2 separate regions of the Homo sapiens genome follow, and region 1 is linked to region 2. A link is a contact called in ENCODE Hi-C or POLR2A ChIA-PET data. All regions are on one chromosome and are shown on one strand. Each heading gives the region's core, a stretch centred on a gene start or an enhancer-like site at or near the end of the contact. The rest is flanking DNA. Distances are from core to core; before and after follow the strand shown. Region 1 holds the start of TACC2 (transforming acidic coiled-coil containing protein 2). Region 2 holds the start of BAG3 (BAG cochaperone 3).

Region 1 (6,403 bases), core at 423-2,922, 2.3 Mb after region 2:
ATAGTCCCTTAATGCCCAGGGGTCATGTGGCCAGAGTTCACAAGATCTGTGACTTTCCCAATTGCTCCTGTAAGTAACATCACTATTGTAGAACTTAAGATTGGGGTGTTTGTTTGTTTGTTTGTTTTTGTATTTTTAGTAGAGACGGGGTTTCACCATCTTGGCCAGGCTGGTCTCGAACTCCTGATCTTGTGATCCACCCACCTGGGCCTCCCAAAGTGCTGGGATTACAGGCGTGAGCCACCGCGCCCAGCCAAGATTGAGTTTTTTAAGATGTTTTTCAGACTGACCTCACTCAGACTCATGACTCATGACTCAACAGGTCCTGGGGCCCCACCCAGAGGCAGACTCAGTGCATGAGGACTGCTTTCCACACCGGTATGATTTCATCCCCAACCAATCAGCGGCACTATCCCCCTACCCCCTGACAACCAAATTGTCCATAAAAACCCTTGTTCCGAGCCTACAGGGAGACTGATCTGAGGGATAACTCCAGTTCTCCCACGTGGGCTCAGCCTCGCGGCAGTTAAACTCTTTCTCTATTGCAATGCCATGGTCTCAGTGAATTGATTTTTGTCTGTGCAGTGGGGAAGAAGAACTTGTTGGGTGGCTCCAGAACCATCTGTATAATGATGAATAAGACAAAGTCCCTACTCTCATGGAGGAGACAGATAATAAAGAAAAGAAAAAAAAAGGATTTGGTCATTGTAAGTGCTATGAAGAATTTAAATAGGCTAAAGGGATAGGTGGAGAATAGAAGTTGCATTTTTTCTTTCCCTCCAGATAGAGTCTCACTCTGTCACCCAGGCTGGAGTGCAGTGGTGCGATCTTGGCTCACTGCAACCTCCACCTCTGGGTTCAGGCAGTTCTCCTGCCTTAGCCTCCTAAATAGCTGGGATAGCAGGCACCTGCCACCACGCCCGGCTAATTTTTGTCTTTTTAGTAGAGAGGGGGTTTTACCATGTTCGCCAGGCTGGTCTTGAACTCCTAACCTCAAGTAATCCACCCACCTCGGCCTCCCAAAGTGCTGGGATCACAGGCATGAGTCACTGTGCCCGACCTGAAAGTTGCTATTTTAGGTGTGATGAGCAGCACAACATCTTTCCTGAGGAGGTGACATTTGAGATGTGACTTGAATTGTGAGGAGTAATGTGTCATGCAAAAATACAGGGAAGTCATATTGTAGTCAAAGGCAATAGCAAAAAAAAGTCTTTGGGGTTAAAATAAGTCTGACACATTCAAGAAAGTTCAGAAAGGCATACATACCTGTGTTAGAGTAGGTAGCTAGGGGAACATGAGAAGGGCAGCAGAGGGCATTCCACCCCCACCCCCAACCAGGAATGTCAGGCGACCATCATGTGATGGTCAGGTGGTTGTTACACTGTTTCTCTAAAATCATCATTGGTTGCAGCCAGCACCAGGGAAAGGCCGGCTCCCAATAGATAGAAAACACCTGAAGCTAGTGTCAGCCGCTTCCTGATAAGATCTCAGGAGTTGGGCAAGTGGGCTCAAGCATGGGCCCTAAGGGGCAAAATGTCAGAGTTTAACTAATATATGACCTTCCTCTAGGAATTCTCGACTGGCAAGGGAAAAATGCCTCAAATGAGCACGCGCACAACTTCAGTAAACACACTGTGAGTGCGGCCACTCCCAAGTGCTGGCAGACCACTGCATAAGTGGACAGCCTGCTCCAAGGGAAGGATCAGGAGAGAAGAAACGCAAATCCCAGAACCGTGCCAACATATAAAACCCCACATTAAGGGTTGTACAGTGCACTGGGATTTCTCAAGTCACCCGCTTGGTCCTCTTCCAAGTATACTTTACTTCCTTTCATTCCTCTCTAAAACTTTTTTAAAAACTTTCACTCCTGCTCTAAAAGTTATCTTGGTTTCTTACTCTACCTTATGCCCCTTGGGCGAATTTTTTCCTCTGAGGAGGGAAGAATAGAGTTGCTGCTGCAGACACATCAGATTCCCTACTGGTAACAGCTGGAGTGCGGTAAGTAAGGAGGAGAGGGCTGGAAAATGAAGTTGGCTCTGATTCCCATTACTTGAAAATACAGGGTAGGAAAACCCTATCTTCTTAGGTTCAGTGGCTGGGGAGCACCATCACTCAAGGTGAGAACTGCCTGGCTGAGCCCAGCCAACTCACAGAACTGTATGAGGTATTTTCATCTACTGTGCTAGGCACCTAGTGAGAGCCCTTTTGCGTCTTTCAACTTTGGAAAAAATTATGATTTATTTTTATTTTTTAAATTAATTTTATTTTTTTTTTTTATGTTTTTAGAGATAGGTTCTTACTCTGTCATCCAAGCCAGAGTGCGGTGGCATGATCATGGCTCACTGTAGCCCAGAACTACTGGGCTCAAGTGATTCTCCTGCCTCAGCTTCCCAAGCAGCTGGTACCACAAGCACATGCCAGCATGTGCAGCATGGGAAATATTTTTATGTTACCACCTCGACACTTTCTTCCTTCTACTTTTCTGTGTCATGTCTGCATCTCCCGTCACTTAGATAGGGACCTCACAGTTTGATTCTCCAGACCTTTAATATTTTTTCATATTTTAAATATTTCTTTAATTCTGTTTTTTGAGATATTTTATTAAATTTACCTTCAACCTTCTGTGGATTTTTTTTTTTAGACAGGGTCTTGCTCTACTGCCCAGGCTGGAGTGCAGTGGCATAATGATGGTTCATTGCAGCCTCGACCTCCCGGGCTAACGCAATCCTCCCACCAGGAGCAATCCTCTCAAGTAGTTGGAACTACAGGTGCATGCCACTAAATTCAGCTAATATTTTTTATTTTTTATAGAGATGGGGGTCTCGCCGTGTTGGCCAGGCTGGTCTCAAACCCCTAGGCTCAAGTGATCCTCCTGCCTCAGCCTCCCAAAGTGCTGGGATTATAGGTATGAGCCACCAAACACTGCCAGAATTTTAAATATCAGGATATAGGAAAGGTTTTGCTTTCGTTTTCAATTTTGTTTTTGTCTTATGGCACGGGGCCAGGCAGGGCAAAGGGTAGATTCCATTGACACTTATTTTTAATTTTCTGCCCAAGTACGTTCCCACCATTGTTCCTGGTGTTTCAGACCCTCTCCAGGGTCTGCAGAGTCTTGTTTGGCTGGAGCCCCTTCTACTCTAGTCTAATGCCCCTCTGCCCTAATTCCTCAACTACCAGGCCGTCACTGCTTTCCATTACCCACAACCATGGAGAAAGCTCTCATCAGCTAATGTGCCTTCTCCAGTTTGCCACATTATTACATTATTGTCTGGACATACCTGTTTTTTTGTTGTTGTTGTTTGTTTGTTTGTTTTTGAGACAGGGACTCGCTGTGTTACCCAGGCTGGAGTGTAGTGTTGCCTTCTCGGCTCACTGCAACCTCTGCCTCCCAGGTTCACTCGATTCTCCTGCCTCAGCCCCCTGAGTAGCTGGGATTACAGGCACCTGCCACCACGCCCAGCTAATTTTTGTATTTTTAGTAGAGATGATTTTGCCATATTGGCCAGGCTGGTTTCAAACTCCTGACCTCAAGTGATCCACCTGTCTCAGCCTCCCAAAGTACTGGAATTACAGGTATGAGCCACTACGCCTCATCTGGACCTACTTGTTTTTAAAAATGCCTTTGTTATCATTTTAATGAAGTCTCTTAAAGGAAAGGAGTTGCATTTGTGTGTTCTGTCTTCTTCAGTAAAGAGAGGGCTTTTATTTATTTATTTTATGTATGGAGATAAATGAACCTTAAACATTGTATATTTTTATTTTTATAAATCCACCTGTTTACTGTCATTTCAAACATTACTTTAAATTTATTTTCCCCTCAGAGCTTTTAAATAATCAGGAGCTCTAAGCATTGCCTGGGAAATGTTTTGTTTTCTTTGCGCTGTCCGCCACATGCTAGTGATTTTCAGCAAGGTTGTGTTTACGTGTATTTCAACTGGGCAAATAGGAACTAATATGAAATAAAATAACATTAATCAAACCTGACTTTATGAGCAAGTTTTGAAATAGTTCACATCTCAAATTAAAAATAAGTCTTTTTTGCTAATTAATGAATGAATGTTTTGGTCAAGAATCATTTCAAAGCTGAGCAGCTGAGTGAATGATAGAAACTGCACTCACACTGTTGCTGTATGGTGGCACCATCTCAGCCGGTATACAGAGATGTCTGCAGGTTTTCATCAGGATCATGGGAACTGCACTGTTGTTTACAGACATTGGAACTCTGACTTGTGACTTTAGTGTAATTTAAAACTTTTTTATATCTCAAAGCCATTTGCATTAGTCCATTTTCATGCTGCCGATAAAGACATGCCCAAGATGGGCAATTTACACAGGAAGAAGGTTTAATGGACTCACAGTTCCGTGTGGCTGGGGAGGCCTCATAATCATGGCAGGAGGCAAGGAGGAGCAAGTCACATCTTACATGGATGACAGCAGGCAAAGAAAGAGCTTGTGCAGGGAAACTCCCCTTATAAAATCATCAGATTTCGTGAGACTTATTCACTATCATGAGAACAACATGGGAAAGACCTGCCCCCATGATTCAATTACCTCCCACCAGGTCCTTCCTGCAACAAGTGGGAATTTAAGATGAGATCCGGGTGGGGACACAGCCAAACTGCATCACCATTTCACCCACGTTTTATGTGTTGGTGCTAGTGGGAGTACTAAAAAACTGTTCCCAGATCAATAAACTGGGAACAAAAGTGAGAAGTGGTAGAAAGCTGTGAAGAAGGCCCAGAACAGCCCACCCTGATATGCCAGGCTGTTCTTTTGGAAGAAAGCAGTTTGTACACAAGAGAGGTGATGCTGAGAAAGTGAAAAACCTGAAGGTTTTAAGAGCCGAAAAAGTGCTAATGTGAAAACACGCCACATGGTTTTATGTAGGGGCCCCTTTACTTTAATGCTTTTTCCAACAGGAAAATTTGACTTAAGTTATTTGAGTGCAGAATTACACAAGAACTTCAAGAAAAGTTATAAAATGTAATTGCACAGAACAACTCAGTTCTAGAATAGGGATTTTCCATTTTTGGAGGGCTTTTATGTACATCATCATGATTAAGTCATGCTGGGCCTATGAAGAAGGTGGAGTGTGGGATCATTCTCTTTTTCTGCCTGATGAAATGGAAGTGCTTAGTGCTTGGGCAATTGATCCAAGTCACTGCTAGAAAATAGGTGAATTGGTTGGGCATGGTGGCTTACGCCTGTAATCCTAGCATTTTAGGAGGCCAAGGAGGGTGGATTGCCTGAGCTCAGGAGTTTGAGACCAGCCTGGGCAACACGGCGAAACCCCGTCTCTACTAAAATACAAAAAATTAGCCAGGCGTGGCAGTGGGCACCTGTAGTCCCAGCTACTCCAGAGGCTGAGGCAGGAGAATTGCTAGAACCTGGGAGGCAGAGGTTGCAGTGAGCCAAGATCGTGCCACTGCACTCCAGCCTGGGCAACAGAGTGAGACTGTCTCTAAAAAAAAAAAAAAAGAAAGAAAAAATAGCTGAATCGAGACTTAGCATCCAGCCTTCAGAACCCTCATTCAAAACTCTCTGGGAAGCTAGGCATGGTAGCTCACACCTGTAATCCCAGCACTTTGGGAGGCCAAGGCGGAAGGATCCCTTGAGCCAAGAGTTCAAGAACAGACTGGGCAATGTTGCAAGACCCCTGCCTCAACAACAAACAAACAAAACAAAACTCTCTGGGAGGTCCTTTGGTATTACAGCATTTTAGTTATTATAAAACTCAGTCTTCTTAAGGAAGACAACTCAACTAACTTTTAAATGTGTGAAAAAAAGGAGTTGTAGTCACTTGAATTTGCACTCTGAATACTAGAATAATTTTGAAAATTAAATATTTCCGATGAAAATTAGATTACCTTTTAAATTTTCTCTGAAAAATTATACATTCACATGAGATAAAATCCCTAGACTAGAAAAGAAATATGAGAGGGAAGTCTTCCTCTTTCCCTGCTCCCGAGTCCACCCACTGTCACTAGTTTCTTATGTGAGTTTCCAGAAAGAATTATTTATATATTATAATGTAGCACATTGTATGGTTAGGTTTAGATCATTGCCTTTATAATGTAGTATTTACACATAAATGTATATCCTCCTTTCGGGGCTTTTGTTTGTTTGTTTTTTGTTTTTTGTTTGTTTGTTTTGGAGACAGGTTCTCAATTTGTCACCCAGGCTACAGTGCAGTGGCACCATCACAGCTCACCGCAACCTCAACCGCCCTGGCTCAAGCGATACTCCCACCTCAGTATCCCAAGTATGTGGGACTACAGGCGTGCGCCACCATGCCTGCCTAATTTTTTTGTTGTACTTTTAGTAGACTCTACAAGGTCCCTCTGTGTTGCCCAGGCTGTTCTCAAACTCCTGAGCTCAAGTGATTTGCCCTCTTTGGCCTCCC
Region 2 (6,266 bases), core at 1,210-3,709:
CTGGGCGAGGTGGCTCATGCTTGTAATCCCAGCACTTTGGGAGACGGAGACGAGTGGATCACTTGAGACCAGGAGTTTGAGACCAGCCTGGCCAACATGGCAAAACCCTGTCTCTACTAAAAATACAAAAATTAGCCAGGCATGGTGGTGCACACCTGTAATCCCAGCTACTCAAGAGGCTGAGGCAGGACAATCGCTTGAACCCAGGAGGCAGAGGTTACAGTGAGCTGAGATTGCCCCACTGCACTCCAGTCTGGGAGAGAGAGCAAGAACCTGTCTCAAAAAAATAAATAAATAAAATAAATAAAATAAGAAAAGAAAGGAAAAAAGAAAATCCCTGCATACTTTTTTGTTTGTTTGTTTTTGAACTGGAGTCTGGCTCTGTCGCCCAGGCTGGAGTGCAGTGGCATGATCTTGGCTCACTGCAACCTCCGCCTCCTGGGTTCAAGCAGTTCTGCCTCGGCCTCCCGAGTAGCTGGATTACAGGCATGTGCCACACGTCCAGCTAATTTTTGTATTTTTAGTAGAGTTGGGGTTTCACCATGTTGGCCAGGCTGGTCTCAAATTTCTGATCTCAAGTGATCCGCCGCTTGGCCTCCCAAAGTGCTGGGATTACAGGCGTGAGCCACCATGCCCCGCCCCTGCATACTTTGAATCTCCCAAAACTACCAATAGCCTACTCTTGACGGAAAGCCTTGCCAATAACATGAACAGTCAATTAACACATATGTTGTATATGTATTATATGTATTCGTGCAATAAAGTAAGCTAGAGAAAAGAACATGTTAAGAAAATCATAAGGAAGAGATTTTACATTTACATAAGGAAGAGTAGTACACTTACTACTCATTTAGTGGACGTGATCATCATAAACGTCATCATCCTCATTATCTTCACGTGGAGGCTGAGGAGGGGAAGGAAGAGGAAGGGTTGATTCTCCTGTCAAGGGGTGGCAGAGACAGAAGAGGTGGAGGAGGTGGAAGGGGAGACTGGAGAGGCAAGCACATCGGTGTAACTTTTATTGAAAAAAAATCCATGTACAAGTGGACCTGCTCAATTCAAACCCATGTTAAGGGTCAACTGTACAGTAATCTGAAGTATGTAACCTGATGTTACATTTCTCTCAATCATTTCTCTCTTTCTTTCTCTCTCTTTCTTTTAAAGAGATAGGGTCTTGCTCTGTCGCTTAGGTTGGCATGAAGAGCAAAATCATAGCTCATGGCAGCTTCAAACTCCTGGGCTCAAATGAGCCTCCCACCTCAGCCTCCTGAGTAGCTGGGACTACAGGCATAAGCCACTGCACCTGGCTTATTTTTTGTTTATGCAGAGATGGGGGTCTTACTGTGTTGTCCAGGCTGGTCTCAAACTCCTGGACTCAAGAGGTCCTCCAGTCTTGACTTTCCAAAGTGCTGGCATTATAGGCATGAGCCATGGTGGCAAGCCCTCATCAGTTATTTTTCTATGATTCTGTCTCTCTGTCCCCTCCTTACAAGGAAAGTAATTTTGAAACAACCAATCCAGTCTTGGTTCTTTGTTTCTGCTTTCTTCAGCCCTTCTCTGTCTATAAAACCAACCTCTTCTGCTCAGCTCATGGGAGCACTTATTCTAATTTAATGGAGATGTTGCCCAATTTCTAGAATCACAAATAAGATCTTTAACAATAAAAGTTAAAAAATGAAAATCAACAACAACAACAACAAAAAAGATCTTTAAATGTGTTGTAATTTTCTCCTTTGACAGGTTACAAGTGCAATTGAATAAACCAAACAAAAAATGTCATGGTTATTCGGTCTTTACTTCCCAAATCAGGGTCAAGATATAAGATAGCAAGAACCAATCTCTACCATAAAAAAGATCCAGACCCAAGAAAATGTGATTTATCTTTAAAGCTGCAACGAAACTTTCTTTTTAGTCTAGGAGACTAAAAGCCATCAGTTGATACAATCTCTTTTTTTCTTGAAGTTTCCAAAGGAAGGCAGGTGAGTTTGCACTGACTTCCATTTTCTCCCTGGCTTCCTTCCGGTGTCAGATGAGAGTCCCCGCGCTCCTCCCGGACAGCCCTCAGGGTCCTCGGCTATCATATATGGGGGAGGGGGTGGAGGTGGGCGAGATGGTTTTGTTTGTACAGGAAGGACGGGCGGCAGGCACGGGGAGCACGGGCTCCGGCCCCGGGAACACTCACTCGGCGCAAAGGAGAGGGAGAGAGCGACTATGAAAGCCGAAACCCGCCCGGGGCGCACGGAGGACGGCCCCAGTCCAGCTCGTCCGGCTTCCCACCCGCAGGCGGACCCCGAAGCCGCGCCCGCGCCCGCCCGCGGCGACTCCGGCCCGGGCACGCGCACGAGTCGGAAGGGGGAGGGGCGGGAGGAGGTGGGGGAGGGGCGAGCGGGCCGAGGCCCCGCCCCCGCTCCTCTGCCCCGCCCGCCGCGATTATAGCCGATGACTCAGGGCGGAGCTCCGCATCCAACCCCGGGCCGCGGCCAACTTCTCTGGACTGGACCAGAAGTTTCTAGCCGGCCAGTTGCTACCTCCCTTTATCTCCTCCTTCCCCTCTGGCAGCGAGGAGGCTATTTCCAGACACTTCCACCCCTCTCTGGCCACGTCACCCCCGCCTTTAATTCATAAAGGTGCCCGGCGCCGGCTTCCCGGACACGTCGGCGGCGGAGAGGGGCCCACGGCGGCGGCCCGGCCAGAGACTCGGCGCCCGGAGCCAGCGCCCCGCACCCGCGCCCCAGCGGGCAGACCCCAACCCAGCATGAGCGCCGCCACCCACTCGCCCATGATGCAGGTGGCGTCCGGCAACGGTGACCGCGACCCTTTGCCCCCCGGATGGGAGATCAAGATCGACCCGCAGACCGGCTGGCCCTTCTTCGTGGACCACAACAGCCGCACCACTACGTGGAACGACCCGCGCGTGCCCTCTGAGGGCCCCAAGGTGAGCCGGGCCCGCGGCCCGCCCTGGTCGGTGGCGCCACCTCGACGGCAGGCGGCGGGGAGTGGGCTGGGCCGGGGGGACGCGAGGCGGCGGGGCCCGGGGGTCGGCGAAGGCCCCTCGCGGGCGGACACCGGCTCCGCGCCCCGCCACACACTCCCGCTGCGCCCGGACGAGTCCCCGCTCCGGACCCGCCCTTGACAGGCGTCGGGGCGAAAGGAGGCCCCGGGATTCGGTGGCCCGGGAAGCGACCCCGCAGTGGCTCCGGTGCCGTCCACGGCTCGACTCCAGGGCGGAAGGCCGGGTGTCCAGCGCTGGCCTCGCGCTCTAGGGCTGGGAGAGGGGCGGCCGGCCTGGTCAGCTCCGGAGGCCCCGGCCCACCGTGGCCCCTGCTGCCCGCTCGGCCTCCGGGCCCGGGACCCGCGGCGCACCCTGCTGACCGCGGACTCGAGGGGGACACTCGCAAGCTTGGATGGTGGTTTTGGGGGGAATTTTACCGCTCAAGTTCTCCAACTTGGTTGAGGGGTATCTTGGCTACTGTCCCATGTTAGGCACCCAATGACTCTGGAGGCTGGTGTCAAAACATTCATATATATATGTGTGTGTGTGTATTTTAAATTAAAATTGTATTATTGTTTGAAAGTGCTTTCAATATGAACGTATCCTAGTATGATTTGTAAAATAAAAAACAGGGTGTGCTTCTCCCCAGCAGTTTCTAGAGATCTAGACTAGAGATCTGAGACTGTCTTACAGTTGGCCATTGCCTTACCACATTGCCTCACACTGGAGAGAAAGAGAATGATACGTGTATATTTATAATGGCATTCGCTTCCTGCCTTGTTATGGTATTAAAATACTTAGGATTTGTTACCAGTACACAAATAACTGACTAATGATACTCTTGTGAATACAGCAGAAGTATGTCTCATTTACATACATGCAAGGATATATACTTCTTAATCCCCAAGAGCATGAAATTTGAAAATGTAAATTTGGAATGAGTGTGTTAATTTTCAAAAATCAGAGTTAGTTATACTATTCTTTCAATTTTTTATAAATTTGAGCTTTCAGGATAAAAAGTTTTTAAAATAAATATGTTATACTTAAAGCTGAATTGTTAACGCCGTCTGGGCAAGATAAAAGCAGCAAAGAGCTGGTAAATTATTTTGAAGATTTAAAAACTCACCAAATTAAAACTGCTGTGTAACCCATTGTTTTAGAAGAAAGACCTGTATTATTTCCCTTCATCTTTATGCACTTTTTGTTTTAACAATATTGATAAAACTCCGGTGCCCAGCAGTGAGACCGTGTACAGGCAGCAGTTTACATTTACGAGAGATTAGTTGTATATTTATTCTTGAAAATTAGTACAAGAGGCTGTAATTAGCTGGGATGGGCACAGTTACATATACCTTTTTGTGTGTCTGTTCCACCCATTTTTGGGTGAAACTGACACTCATTTCAAACCACCTTTCTTAGGAGTCTGCGTGGATGTACATGATCTTTAGTGTGGTTTACAACTATTATTTTGAAGCCTTCTTCCTGTAGACATAGGGATAGTGGTATCTGTTGGCAGCCTTTGTTGTGAGTGAAGATCAAGTTTGAACATAAACATTCCCAGCACTTTGTTCTCAGCATGAAACTTACCCAGCAAGTTGAGATCTTCCTGTACCCACCTGGTGCATGGGTTAGGCTGTGATTTCATAAACCTTATTAAAAGAAAAAAAGCAGGTTTAGTTACCATTATTCTTGTCAGCAAATACAAAGAACTACTAAATCAGAAGTCTGATGCTGGGAAGATTTATTTGAAAATTTCACGGTCAAAATTTTAAAGTTGAAATGTCCTTGAAGATCTCTTATGTTAGGCTTCTTTATTTTCTGAAACCCAGAGAGTTCAGGTGTGACTTTGAAGGTCATCCAGCTAGTACCAACAACAGGGAGAGAACTAGTGTCAGGAAAGTCCTAATAAGAGGCAGTGTGTCTCTTCAGAAGTTGGAAGTGAGTGTTTTGGGAAACTGAGGCATGCAGGCTAGAATACTTGATTATTTTTGTGCCCTCCTGGCCACCAAGTTATTGGGTCACTGACCTCTGTGCTGAGGTTGCTTGGATTTTGATGATGGGACTGATGAACTCAAGAAAAGAGTTCCCTTTACCAAGTGAATGACTTGAGACTTGTCAGCATGGCACCAAAACTTAAGGAGAAAACTAACATTCAGCCCATGAGCTGTTTGTGCTTCATTGCTTTCAATCCTGTGCTTTGACACACACAATATCAGGTTGCACTTGTGTGAGTTACACCTTACTGGAGACTAAATGTAGTGGAAAATCCTTGAATATCATTTTGTATTTGAAATTGGCTTCTCAATGCATAATGAGAAAAAGGCCCTTGCAGAAAACAAAGGGCGATTTTGGAGGAGCTGAGCTGAGGCCCGTCTGAGCATCATCATCTTCAAGAGGAAATGCTGTCAATCAGTAAAAAGCTGTTCATTGAGCATGAGGAGCTCAAGAGACGACCTCTCTTTTGGGGGAGGACTCAGCTTCAGGATGTTTAAAATTTAATCACGTTAGTAAGAAAATGGAAAGAAAAGACTAGACCTTTGTATTTTATTTCGTCTTCTACTGCCGTCTTGCAGTTGATCTTCCGCCTTCTCCTGAAGTAGTTAGGACAACTCCCTGTTTTCACAGAGGGGCAGAGCGAAAGCAAGTATCTTCTGTCATTGCTGAAGCAGGACGGCTCCCGGCAAAGATGCTGGGCTTCATCCAGCCCCATTCTAAGCAGCTGGGCCTCCCCACCTGCAGTCTTCCTGGATTTTGATTTTCTGCACACTTGGGCTTCCCACTAATTTGGCAAGTTCATACCAGTCCAGGCCCTTTCCTGGCAGAGGATGGCATTCAGTGCTGGTGCAGCCACTCCTCCAGGCTCCTCCCTGAATAAACAGAGGCCGGATGTTCTGGAGTGCTGTTCCCGCCAGGCCTCCTTGGGATGAGAGGGAGACCTTCCTCCCTCATGGAGCAGGGCCGCTCTAGCTCCATGGATCTTGGGGGTTACCAGTCTGGCACTCTCCAGGGAGTCCTGTTAAGAACACAGATTGTGGCTGTGTCTCATCGCCTCCCTGCCCCAACCCCATGTTCAAATCTGAATTGCTCAGTGTAGGGCCCAGAAAACTATTAAGTCCAGAAAGCTTTTTTGGTGGTTCTGATTCTGCTGCACTGGCAGTGGGAGCCACGGATGGCCAGTGATCCCATTTTGGGGAGGAGGAGCTGCGGCTTAGTGCCTCCTGAACATCTATCCTGCAGAGCATTTTCCCAAGCCTCCATTTTCCTTCTTGGGGAA

Evidence for each region. Hi-C counts contacts between places; a loop is a spot of excess contacts on that map. ChIA-PET counts read pairs that join two places held with the same protein, here RNA polymerase II (POLR2A). Pooled maps may share reads with other maps.
Region 1: a loop to region 2 is called in a map of gastrocnemius medialis, with 4 times the contacts of the local background. The contact joins the promoter of TACC2 here to the promoter of BAG3 in region 2. A Hi-C loop is called at or near these places in 1 of 168 maps with a recorded cell type or tissue (gastrocnemius medialis) and 1 of 50 pooled maps. POLR2A ChIA-PET finds 5 or more read pairs at or near these places in 1 of 52 experiments (naive thymus-derived CD4-positive, alpha-beta T cell).

Annotation. Positions count from the first base shown.
Region 1 is chr10:121,987,491-121,993,893 of GRCh38, forward strand. TACC2 (transforming acidic coiled-coil containing protein 2) reads left to right here and starts at 1,673. Exons shown (of 23, transcript NM_206862.4): 1 at 1,673-1,998.
Region 2 is chr10:119,648,921-119,655,186 of GRCh38, forward strand. It overlaps BAG3 (BAG cochaperone 3), which reads left to right and starts at 2,460. Exons shown (of 4, transcript NM_004281.4): 1 at 2,460-2,935. The coding sequence starts at 2,756. RefSeq lists enhancers at 1,598-2,552, 1,933-2,012 and a silencer at 2,213-2,512.